Regions from separate parts of the Homo sapiens genome. Here all the other regions are linked to region 2. Evidence: chromatin contacts called from ENCODE Hi-C data. All regions are on one chromosome and are shown on one strand. The core of a region is the stretch at or near the end of the contact, and the rest is flanking DNA. Distances in the headings are between cores, read along the strand shown. Region 1 has its middle 31 kb from the start of IL19. Region 2 overlaps LOC124904498 (a long non-coding RNA gene). Region 3 overlaps IL19 (interleukin 19).

Region 1 (3,290 bases), core at 323-2,822, 670 kb before region 2:
TGGCCTTTTCAGCCTAGGCTGCTCTTTAAAAAGAAGACCTTCAGCCACTATCCAAGAGTAAAAATGTCACATTTTCAACATTCAGCTCATCTTGAGCACCTCCTCTGTGTCATGCCCAGTGCTTAGGACTTCGGAGACACACAGATGAGTCCAGAAGTGGGTCTAGCCTTTGTGGAGCTCAGCATAGAGAAGTGGCGGGCATCGCTGTAACAGAAGAACTGATGCTCTCCAGAACAGGAGCAGAGGTGGTTGGAGTGCATAAGGTGGAGCTATTCTGTTAGAGACCCAGGAGAGCTTCCTAGCAGCCCTTCAAGCTGGCACCTGACTGACAGTTTTGATGGCAGAAAATGGAATAGCATGATGGAGATTTCCCCATTGCATTTCTGCTCTCACTTCTCTCTGCAAGAGCTAGATCCTTCCTTCTCCAACAGGTTCACCCCTCCTGTCTTGTGGTCTGAACTGCTGTCTGTCTGCTCATCTCGTTAGCTTGACCTTTGACCCCTCATGGGTTCTGCTCATGGAAATCTGATTTACTCCTCTCTGTGGGGTGCCCTTGGTGTTTTCTGTCCATTTTCCCTTTCCAGCCCCTCCAACTTGGATTTGCCTCATAAATGATGTTTGCTCCCTGAAAAACAAAATTTGGGGATGTGGGCTGATGGGGCTTTTGCCACGTTTCACTCAATTCATTAATTTTTTAAAAAGTGTTACAGTGGTACACCTTAAACTTAGATCTTTTGTAGTTAGGCACTTTCTGAATCATCATGGAAAATGATGACATTACATGAAATTGAGAGCCCTCCTGGAAGAGCAGGATGAGCAATTGTTAGGGGCTTCCTTGCCCCTCTTCCCTCTGCCACTAAAAGGCCTTTCTCATCCCTTTGTCCTCATGGTTCTTACTCCACTCAGTTTAAAAGTGGAGCCCTTGGGAGCCTCCCTGGCACTCACACACAAAAATGTCAATATACTTGGCGTCCACCCTTTCCATTTTTAACACACCACCATCTGGAACCCAGAATTACCTTGGAATTTACTTGTCTCCTCTAGAGGGAGTCATAATTGCTTGGAAGGTAAGTTACTGCCCAGAGCCTCTGGCCAGGAAGTCTTTTGGCTGTCAAGCCTGCAGGATTTCAGGTGGGGCTGCCAAGGTGGTGGAACCTGTGTTTGATAAGTCATTTTTAGGGACCAGGGCTGCCATGCAAATGCATTTGTTTGCATAACTTTCTTGCTCTCAGGGACAGTAAAGTTTCCTACTGCCATCCCACACCCCTGCCAGGATTTGCAAGTGAAATACCAGGACTGACTTTCCACTTTCCCCCTTCATGAGTCCTCCCTTCCTAAGTCCTCCCCCACCCCTTGGTTTTGGTTTTGTCTCTGAGGTCCTGTGTGACCAAATACTAGTCTCAACCTCTCTGATCCTAGGGTAGTAGTGTTTCCAGGACCCTGATATGCAAAGTATCTGTACAAGTTATGCAAATGAGCATCCTGTCTGGGTGGCTCTGGTCCTAGCCCCGGGCAGTTACTAGCTCTGACTACTGCTGTCCGAGTGTGTGAAACGTGATCTTGCTCCTTCCTCTGTCCAGGCAGCTGTGGGTCTCTTGTTCCTCAAACAGCTACTGCCTCTTGGGGTAATAAGGCCTCAAGTTTCAGAATGAGCTGAGTTCTCCTAGCCCTTACCTTCTGATCTGGAGACATGTGGTTCTGAATTCACCAGTCAAAGGTTTACTTTTGAAAGAAACCACGATCTCATCTAAGTCTAAGACAGAGACCTTGGTTAGCTGGAGTCTGTGGTGCAGAGAGACCTGGTATTTGTAGTAAGACCTAGAGGGGCCTTTGGTTTTCTGGCACTCAGCTGTCTCCTTTTCTGGTCACAAACCTATTCTAAGGAAATGGTCCTCATAGTGAGACTCTAGCCCTACCCACCCACAGGAGGGTCGAGGGCAGGAGGGGAAGGATGACAGCCAGGCATTCTTTGAGCCAGTGTGCAAGGAAGAGAAAGGGTAGACGAGAAATTCAGTCTGATCGGCTTATTTCAGGCTCTGAAAATGACAGCTGACTCAGGGTAGGTGCTTAGTATCTGTTGGATGGATGAAAGCATCTAAAGGAAAATTAACACAAGTAATTTTAGTAACTCAAACAAGACATTATATGTACATATATAGACATACAGAGTGAGGCGTGAACCTTTCTCTTTATAACGTCTCCACCTCAGTGATGCCAATTCCCTCTCCAGAAAAAACTTCATTGAACAGCTTTATTTTTTTTGAAATTTTTATCCAAAAAGTTTCTGAAAATTTATCTAGATACAAATATACTTATAAGCACAACTGAGAAGTTTCTTTGGCAGTTATAACAAGTACAAATGGAATCATTAGGCATATTGTTCTGCAACCTGCTTTTAAAAAATTGTGATAAAATACACTTAACTGAAAATTTACCATCTTAAACATTTTTAACTGTAAACTTCACTAGTATGTTCACATTGTTGTGCAACTGACAGACTTTTTCATACCCATGAAACAACATACAGCTTGCTTTTTTCACTTAGCATATCTTGTGAATTTCCATGATCAAACTCATAGAACTATCATTCTTTTTCTAAATAGTTGCAGAGTATTTTATAGTATGATGTACCACAATTTATCTGCTGTGGATGGATATTTCTCACCTCCTTTCTTTTTTATTTGTCTTTTAACCTCATTTGCACTGAAGGACTACCCTCCCCCCCTTTTTCTACTATTTATATAGATCTCACAAATATCTTGTACAGTATCTTCGAGTGTGTGTGTAAGGATTTCTGTAGTATAGATCCCTAGTAGTGGAATGGCAAGATCTAAGGGTATACACATTTTAGTTTTTGATAGGGACTGCCAAAAAGACAGTATCGATTTATGAATGAATGCACTTTGCATATTGCTTTCCAAGTGAGAGCTTTACGAAAGGGTTTGCTGTCAGCAGCAAATCTGGGGGTAGAGTCAGTCAGCCGAGAGTAAAAGGGCATTTATAGCACTTCCCAAAACTGATAGATGTAGACCCTTGGCCACATTGTGGGCGAGTGGAAAAGTCAGCTGTAGAGGGGTTTAGGGGATTCCTTCAACATCTCCCCATATCAGTGGCCCTGCTCACTCAATTATGGTTATTTGCATACATTTTGGGCATGTAGGCAGAATGGCTCAAAGACAAAAATCTGAGGTTCAGCCTTGTTTGGCCTCCTGGTGTTTGATCTTGACCGGGCTACCTGCTTCTCTGACTGGCATGCAAATGCCTGTGGGGGATGACAAGTGTGCACATAA
Region 2 (3,351 bases), core at 746-3,245:
AGTACTTACAAACTATGCATCCAACAAAGTTCTAATATCCAGAATCTATAAGGAACTTAAACAGTTAAACAGGCAAAAAACAACCCCATTAAAATATGGACAAAGGACAAGAACAGATACTTCTCAAAAGAAGAAATACAAGGCCGGGTGCGGTGGCTCATGCCTGTAATCCCAGCACTTTGGGAGGCCAAGGCAGGCGGATCACGAGGTCAGGAGATCGAGACCATCCTGGCTAACACGTGAAACCCTGTCTCTACTAAAAATACAAAAAATTAGCCGGGCGTGGTGGCGGGCGCCTGTAGTCCCAGCTACTCGGGAGGCTGAGGCAGGAGAATGGCAGGAACCCGGCAGGCGGAGCTTGCAGTGAGCCGAGATCGCACCACTGCACTCCAGCCTGGGTGACAGAGCGAGACTCTGTCTCAAAAAAAAAAAAAAAAAAAAAAAAAAAAAGACATATAAGTGGCCAAGAAATGTATGAAACAATGCTCAACATCACTAATCAACAGAAAAATGAAAATCAAAACCATGATGAGATACCATCCCATACCTGTCAGAATGGCTATTATGAAAAACTCAAAAAACAACAGATGCTTGCAAGGCTGTGGAGAAAAGGGAAATCTTATACACTGTTGGTGGGAATGTAAATTGTTTCACCCACTGTGGAAAGCAGTTTGAAGAGTTCTCAAAAAACTTAAAACAGAACTACCATCTGACCCAGCAATCCCATTACTAGGTATATATCCAAAAGAAAATGCATAATCTGATCCTGCAACCCCATTACTTAGGTATATATATCCAAAAGAAAATAAATCATTCTACCAAAAGACATATGAACTTGTATATTTATCACCATGCTATTCACAATAGCGAAGACATGGAATCAACCTAAGTGTCCATCAATGGTGGATTGGATAAAGAAAATGTGGTGCATATACACCATGGAATACTACACAGCCATTAAAAAGAATGAAACCATGTTCTTTGCAACAACACAGATGCAGCTGGAAGCCATTATACTAAGCAAATTAATGCAGGAACAGAAAACCAAATACTGCATGTTCTCACATATAAGTGGGAGCTAAACATTGAGTACTCATGGACATAGACACTCGGGACATGGACATAGACACTCGGGACTAATAGAAGGGGGAAGGAGGCAAGGGTTGAAAAACTAACTGTTGAGTATTATGCTCACTATCTGGGTAATGGGATAATTCAAATCTAAGCATTCCATAATATACCCATGCAATAAAACTGCACATCCCTTGAATCTAAAATAAAAGTTAAAATTATTTGTAAAAAAGAAAAAAGAATGTAACCATTAACAATAAAAAAAGAAGTTAAAGACTATTGACACTTCCTGAAAATGTATGACTCGAGAAATACTATGTTGTACTTAACACTACATATAAGTACACATCAAGGCAACATCATGACAAGGCTGACTTTTGAAGCCATCTCATCCCACACAAAATAATTAGAAAAATGGATACAATGAATCCAAATTAATTTTTAAATGTATCACTGAAATATGTAGAATTATGTGTCAATTATAAATTTAAAAATTAATTTAAAAATACATAACTGAGATTGAAATTAAGAAAGAGAAATCCTGGGCCAGTTGTGATGGCTCACGCCTGTAATCCCAGCACTTTGGGAGGCTGAGGCAGGCAGAGTTCGAGACCAACCTGAGCAACTTTACAAAAAAATACAAAAAATTAGCAGGGCATGGTGGCACGTGCCTATAGTTTCAGTTACTTGGGAGGCTGAGGTAGGAGGATTGTTTGAGCCTGAGAGGTTAAGGCTGTGGTAAGCTGAGATCAGGCCACTGCACTCCATCCAGCCTGAGAGACAGGGTGAGACCCTGTCTCAAACACACACACACACACACACACACACACACACACACAGAGAGAGAAGGGGGGGAGAGAGAGAGATAGAGAGAGAGAGAGAGAAATCCTCGGGGAGAGGAAATAAATAGAATATTGAAAATCAATGTAGTGAGTAAGAGCTAAACCCAGTGACTTATGGAGGAGACAGAATGGGGTAAATCCCTAGGGGGAGGGCCATGATTTTAGCACATACCAGGGTTCTGGATTTGAGTCTAAAGTCCCATGCAACACTGGCACCTAGAAATGGGCTCTTTAATAAATCTGACAGCCAGTCCATAAAATGAAAATTAGAATACCCTTACCACTAAGACGATGAAGCAGCAAAGAAGCAAGTCAACTACTCTGTGCTATGGGAGAAAAAAAGACACAGGAAGCACATCTCTGAACCTTGCTAATGCTATTGTGTGAATTTACATTATCCTGTCTATGTGGAAAACCCCAACTGAGAAATTCTTATATAAATTGAAACTACTGGGCCCTTGGTAGAATGAAATGTGCCCCTTGTCACAAGAAACCTCCACAAACCAGTGCACTTGATGCCTGTGGAAAAAACTCCCACTGAAGATGAGTTCTTAGAAAAAATGTACAATCCTCAAGAGGAGACAAAGAACTAGGGAAGAGAGAGCTCTGGGATGCAATGAATTAGAGAAACCACATCTAAAGAAATACAGAGAATAGAAAAATACAAAAATGCTTTAAATTAAGGATATCTACAATATTCAAAGAGAAGAAAGGAGGAGAAATCATAATAGACAGACATATTGCAAAGGATAGGGCATATTTAAGAAAGAACACAACAGAAATTCTAAAAGTGAAAAATAGAGTAATTCACACTTCCACATCCAGACAGCATAATTAGAATCAGACTTTCCCTGCTATCATAAACAATTTAACTGGATAAAATATAAAGTGATTGTTTTCATACATTAATTGCCCCAACAATTGTGCTGCTTTCTTCATAGAGATGAGTTTTGGACCACAACCGAGACAGGGAAGGCCCAAGCAGAGCACAGTGGGCTCCTAGACTTTAAGAGATAGAGATCAAGGTTCAGGGAGTCTGAGGTGGCAGGACTTTCCTGGGGAAAGTACATAATAGAGCCAAAGACAGAAAGAGCTCCAGAAATCTGTCTAAGGGCCACCTCAAGTCATTGTGTAAGAGGGAGCACAGGACTGTGACCTTAGGAGAAGGAAAATAAACAAGGTGAGCTGCATGCATCACAGGAACAACTCGTTACCTACAGACAGTTACCAGGTTACAGCCCAGAGAGCCAGCAGTCTTGAGTTGAGTGGTCAGAGGCTGGGGTTTGGTGGACAAGGGCAGAAGATCAGAGAAGGAGGTGCTGCACAGAGACCTGCAGAGGGGTACTCTCAAGTCTTTGGTTGAGTATATCTACATATGTAGAGGAAGTTACCTGAGGCCAGAGACATAGTCACCAGGAAGACATAGGCAGAAAACTCT
Region 3 (3,304 bases), core at 645-3,144, 630 kb before region 2:
AGGTAGAATCTGAATGCAATTCTTTTTCAGATCAGTACCTAATTCCTTTACTCATGTAAGTATCAAATCACTCTGGGTTCTCTGGGCCTGCAGCAACAATTAGGGGCAGCTGTCTAAGATGTGTTCGGTGTGTGAGGTTGTGGTGGTAAGAAGTTGAAAGTCTGTGACAATAAGTTTCCATCCATTAAACAGTTATGAATCTATTTTGTACTCCTTGGGTACCTTAAGTTTAGGAATTGGGAATGATAGTGAGGGTGGCTTAGATATTTTTGTCTTAGGGGAAGATTTCTGCCTTGGAGTGTTTTCAGACAGAATGGTGTTTCTATTTTGTCTCTGATCCATGAGTGTCACAGTGTTATAAAGCATAGTTTGGCCTGCCTTCCCACTGCAGTACCCCTACAGGAGCAACACCTTCCAGAAACCTTATAAAAGAGAGGAGAGGGGCCAGGCGCGGTGGCTCACGCCTGTAATCCCAGCACTTTGGGAGGCCGAGATGGGCGGATCACTAGGTCAGTAGTTCAAGACCAGCCTGGCCAACATGGTGAAACCCTGTCTCTACTAAAAATACAAAAATTAGCTGGGCGTGGTGAGGCTGAGGCAGGAGAATCACTTGAATCTGGGAGGCTGAGGCTGCAGTGAGCAGAGATCGCGCCACTGTGCTCCAGCCTGGGCGACAGAGCAAGACTCTGTCTCAAAAAAAAAAAAAAAAAAAAAAAAGAAAAAAAAAGAAAAAAAAGAGAGAGAGGAGGAAGTTGAGCACTTTGCTCAGAAGGACATCATCCTGCCCATTCTGGTCCTTACCTCTAAAACGTGCCACTGACTCTCAATCCTCCCCATACTCCGTGTGTTTTGTGCATTTTGGATGCACAGCTGCATCACACATGAAGATGCAGTTGCTTCCTCCCACCCTGGATTCATGCTACTTCCACTATGACTGTCATTTACATGTGCCCCTCTTAGCTCATAGACTAAGGGAGAAGGGAAAGGGAGTGGGTGCGAGCAACTGCGTCCAGCCTTGCCCCCGGTTCCCTAAGTCAGCTGTTGGCGAACTATGTGGATCCAGGACTCTTTTACATCTTCAAAGTTATAGAGGACCCCCAAAGAGCTTTCACTTATGTGGGTTATATATACATATATATGTATATAGTTATATATACATATATATGTATATAGTTATATATACATATATATGTATATAGTTATATATACATATATATGTATATAGTTATATATACATATATATGTATATGTTATATATACATATATATGTATATGTTATATATACATATATATGTATATAGTTATATATACATATATATGTATATAGTTATATATACATATATGTGTAAACATTTATCATATTAGAAAGTAAAACTGATAAATTTTTAAAAATACCTCCTATGACATCTTTTTAAAGTCATAAACAATAATAAACCCTTACATGTTAACATGGCATTTTTAAATGAGATGTAACTATTTTCCAAACCAAAACACATTTAGTGAGAAGAGTGGCAGTGTTCTGCATTTTTTTCCAAGCATTTTTAACTCTCTGGCTTGATAGAAGCAGGATCCTCACAACTGCTCTTACATGCGGTCTGTTGTAATATGCCGTTTTAGTTGGAGCATAAGAATTTTCCCCTGGAAAAGGGAAGACCTCTCAGGGTTTCTCAGACCACCCTTAGAGAATGAATGCTGTAAGTGTTTCACAGAAATCTCTGGGTGAGGACAAGTAGGAGGAGAATGATCAAAGTGTGGCCTCAGAGGCAGGTGCAGAGGATGTACCCAAAGGGCACCTGGCTTGGGTAGACAAGGGAGAAGCCTACTGCTGTATTCTTTATTCAGAGTTTCCAAATAGCCAGGGTGGTCTTTCAGTTTAGCAGCTCCTGTGAGCCTCTCACATGTCACGGAAGCTACAGTGCCTCACAAGCGGTGTTTGTGGTTTCAAGTCAAAACCCATGGGAGTTCTGGGGTTGATTTGCCAGTGACCTGTCATTACTGTAAACCCCTTCTCCAAGGGGCCCCAGGCCTAGGACTAGGTTCTAGAGGCTGGGTGTGGTCAAGGGGCACAGAGCTGTTGGACAGGCTCTACTGCAGGCTTATTTTGGGCTCTGCTTTCTTCTTCTGCCTTTTATTCTCCTCTCTCCCTCCTCTTTAATTCTAAGGGGCATTAAAAACCCTGCTTAGTCTTTGGTAACTCTTGTGCTTTCTCAGTTTTTAGAACAACATTGAAAATAAAAACAGACATTTCCTAGCCCCACTGGCCAGAATTTGTCCAATTAAATCAATATCATTGGCTTGCCATTCTCGTCTCATCCCATGCAGATTTGCCTGGCACACACAGTAGGTGAGCTCTAAGTGCTCTGGTGAACTTAGAAATCATTTTATAAGGAGGGCACCCTTTTAGGAACTGGGTCAGACATTGTGTGGTCATATTAAAGCTCAATCCCTGGTTGCCCACCTGATTGTGGGAGACCATCTATAGAAGGAGGGGAAAAAGAAACTCCTTTTCCCAGGGTGCTGGACTAAGAACTCCAGAGGCCCTAAGTTGTCTCGACCTTCAGATGTAGTTCAAAATAGTTTAAGGAGGCCCAACAAGGTTCTGATACTCTTTTGATGATTTTAAAAGTATTCTTTTTAAGATTAAAATACTTAAAATACAAGGAATACTTTCTAAACAGTATTATTCTTTCAAGTAATTAAGGAGAATCTGTTTGTACCTTGGCTTTTGGGTGATCTGAGACTGTTCCCAGCAAGAACCTTGAATTCAGGTGCCTCAAGCAGTGGGTTGGATATAAATTGGTATCAGGTAGTCAACTGGTTTCACGAAAGCGGCTAAGGGTTGTGCACTTGAGCCTCTCTTATGTGGCAGACCTTATATACCTCTGACAGCAAAGGCTGGAAGTGCCTTCCCCACTTTGCTCAACCCCCAGCCCTACCCTGGGTCCAAGTGTTCTGTTATTGGAAACCCCAAGATGTGCTCTGTCTTTGGGCTTGTCTTTGCAGCAGAGCATGGTGGTTAAGTGTGCGGGCCCTGGAGTCGGACTGGGTTTGCAACCCAGCTCTGCCCTTTCCCATCTGTGTGACCTTGGGCAAGTTTCTGAGCCTCCCTGTGCGGCAGTATCTATATACAATTGGAGATGATAATTGGTGCTGTCGTAGTGTTGCAAGGGCGGAATGAGTGACTGTACACAATGCTTGGATGAATACTTGACATACAGCAAGTAGCCAGCCCACCTGAAGTGTAGTGGTTGATGTTTTTCCTTGGGAATACTCAGCTGCTAAAAGCTAAGTATGTCTCTTCGTG

The links. Hi-C counts contacts between places; a loop is a spot of excess contacts on that map. Pooled maps may share reads with other maps.
Region 1: a loop to region 2 is called in a map of GM12878, with 7 times the contacts of the local background. The contact joins two enhancer-like sites. A Hi-C loop is called at or near these places in 1 of 168 maps with a recorded cell type or tissue (GM12878), 2 of 37 single-sample maps with no recorded cell type and 4 of 50 pooled maps.
Region 3: a loop to region 2 is called in a map with no recorded cell type, with 5 times the contacts of the local background. The contact joins two enhancer-like sites. A Hi-C loop is called at or near these places in 5 of 37 single-sample maps with no recorded cell type and 4 of 50 pooled maps.

Annotation. Positions count from the first base shown.
Region 1 is chr1:206,738,104-206,741,393 of GRCh38, forward strand. No RefSeq gene overlaps it. Among named protein-coding and RNA genes, the nearest start is that of IL19, 31 kb to the right of the region's middle. RefSeq lists silencers at 1,368-1,417, 1,448-1,557. Within about 2 kb of position 1,573, at least 5 of the 41 ENCODE cell types and tissues checked have a DNase peak (open chromatin) inside an H3K27ac peak, as active enhancers do; they include GM12878, where a contact is called at or near this core.
Region 2 is chr1:207,410,041-207,413,391 of GRCh38, forward strand. All of the region lies in intron 1 of LOC124904498 (a long non-coding RNA gene), which reads right to left. Among named protein-coding and RNA genes, the nearest start is that of CR2, 43 kb to the right of the region's middle. Within about 2 kb of position 1,996, at least 2 of the 41 ENCODE cell types and tissues checked have a DNase peak (open chromatin) inside an H3K27ac peak, as active enhancers do; they include GM12878, where a contact is called at or near this core.
Region 3 is chr1:206,780,722-206,784,025 of GRCh38, forward strand. The region is part of intron 1 of IL19 (interleukin 19); the gene reads left to right. Among named protein-coding and RNA genes, the nearest start is that of IL10, 9.9 kb to the left of the region's middle. Within about 2 kb of position 1,895, at least 3 of the 41 ENCODE cell types and tissues checked have a DNase peak (open chromatin) inside an H3K27ac peak, as active enhancers do.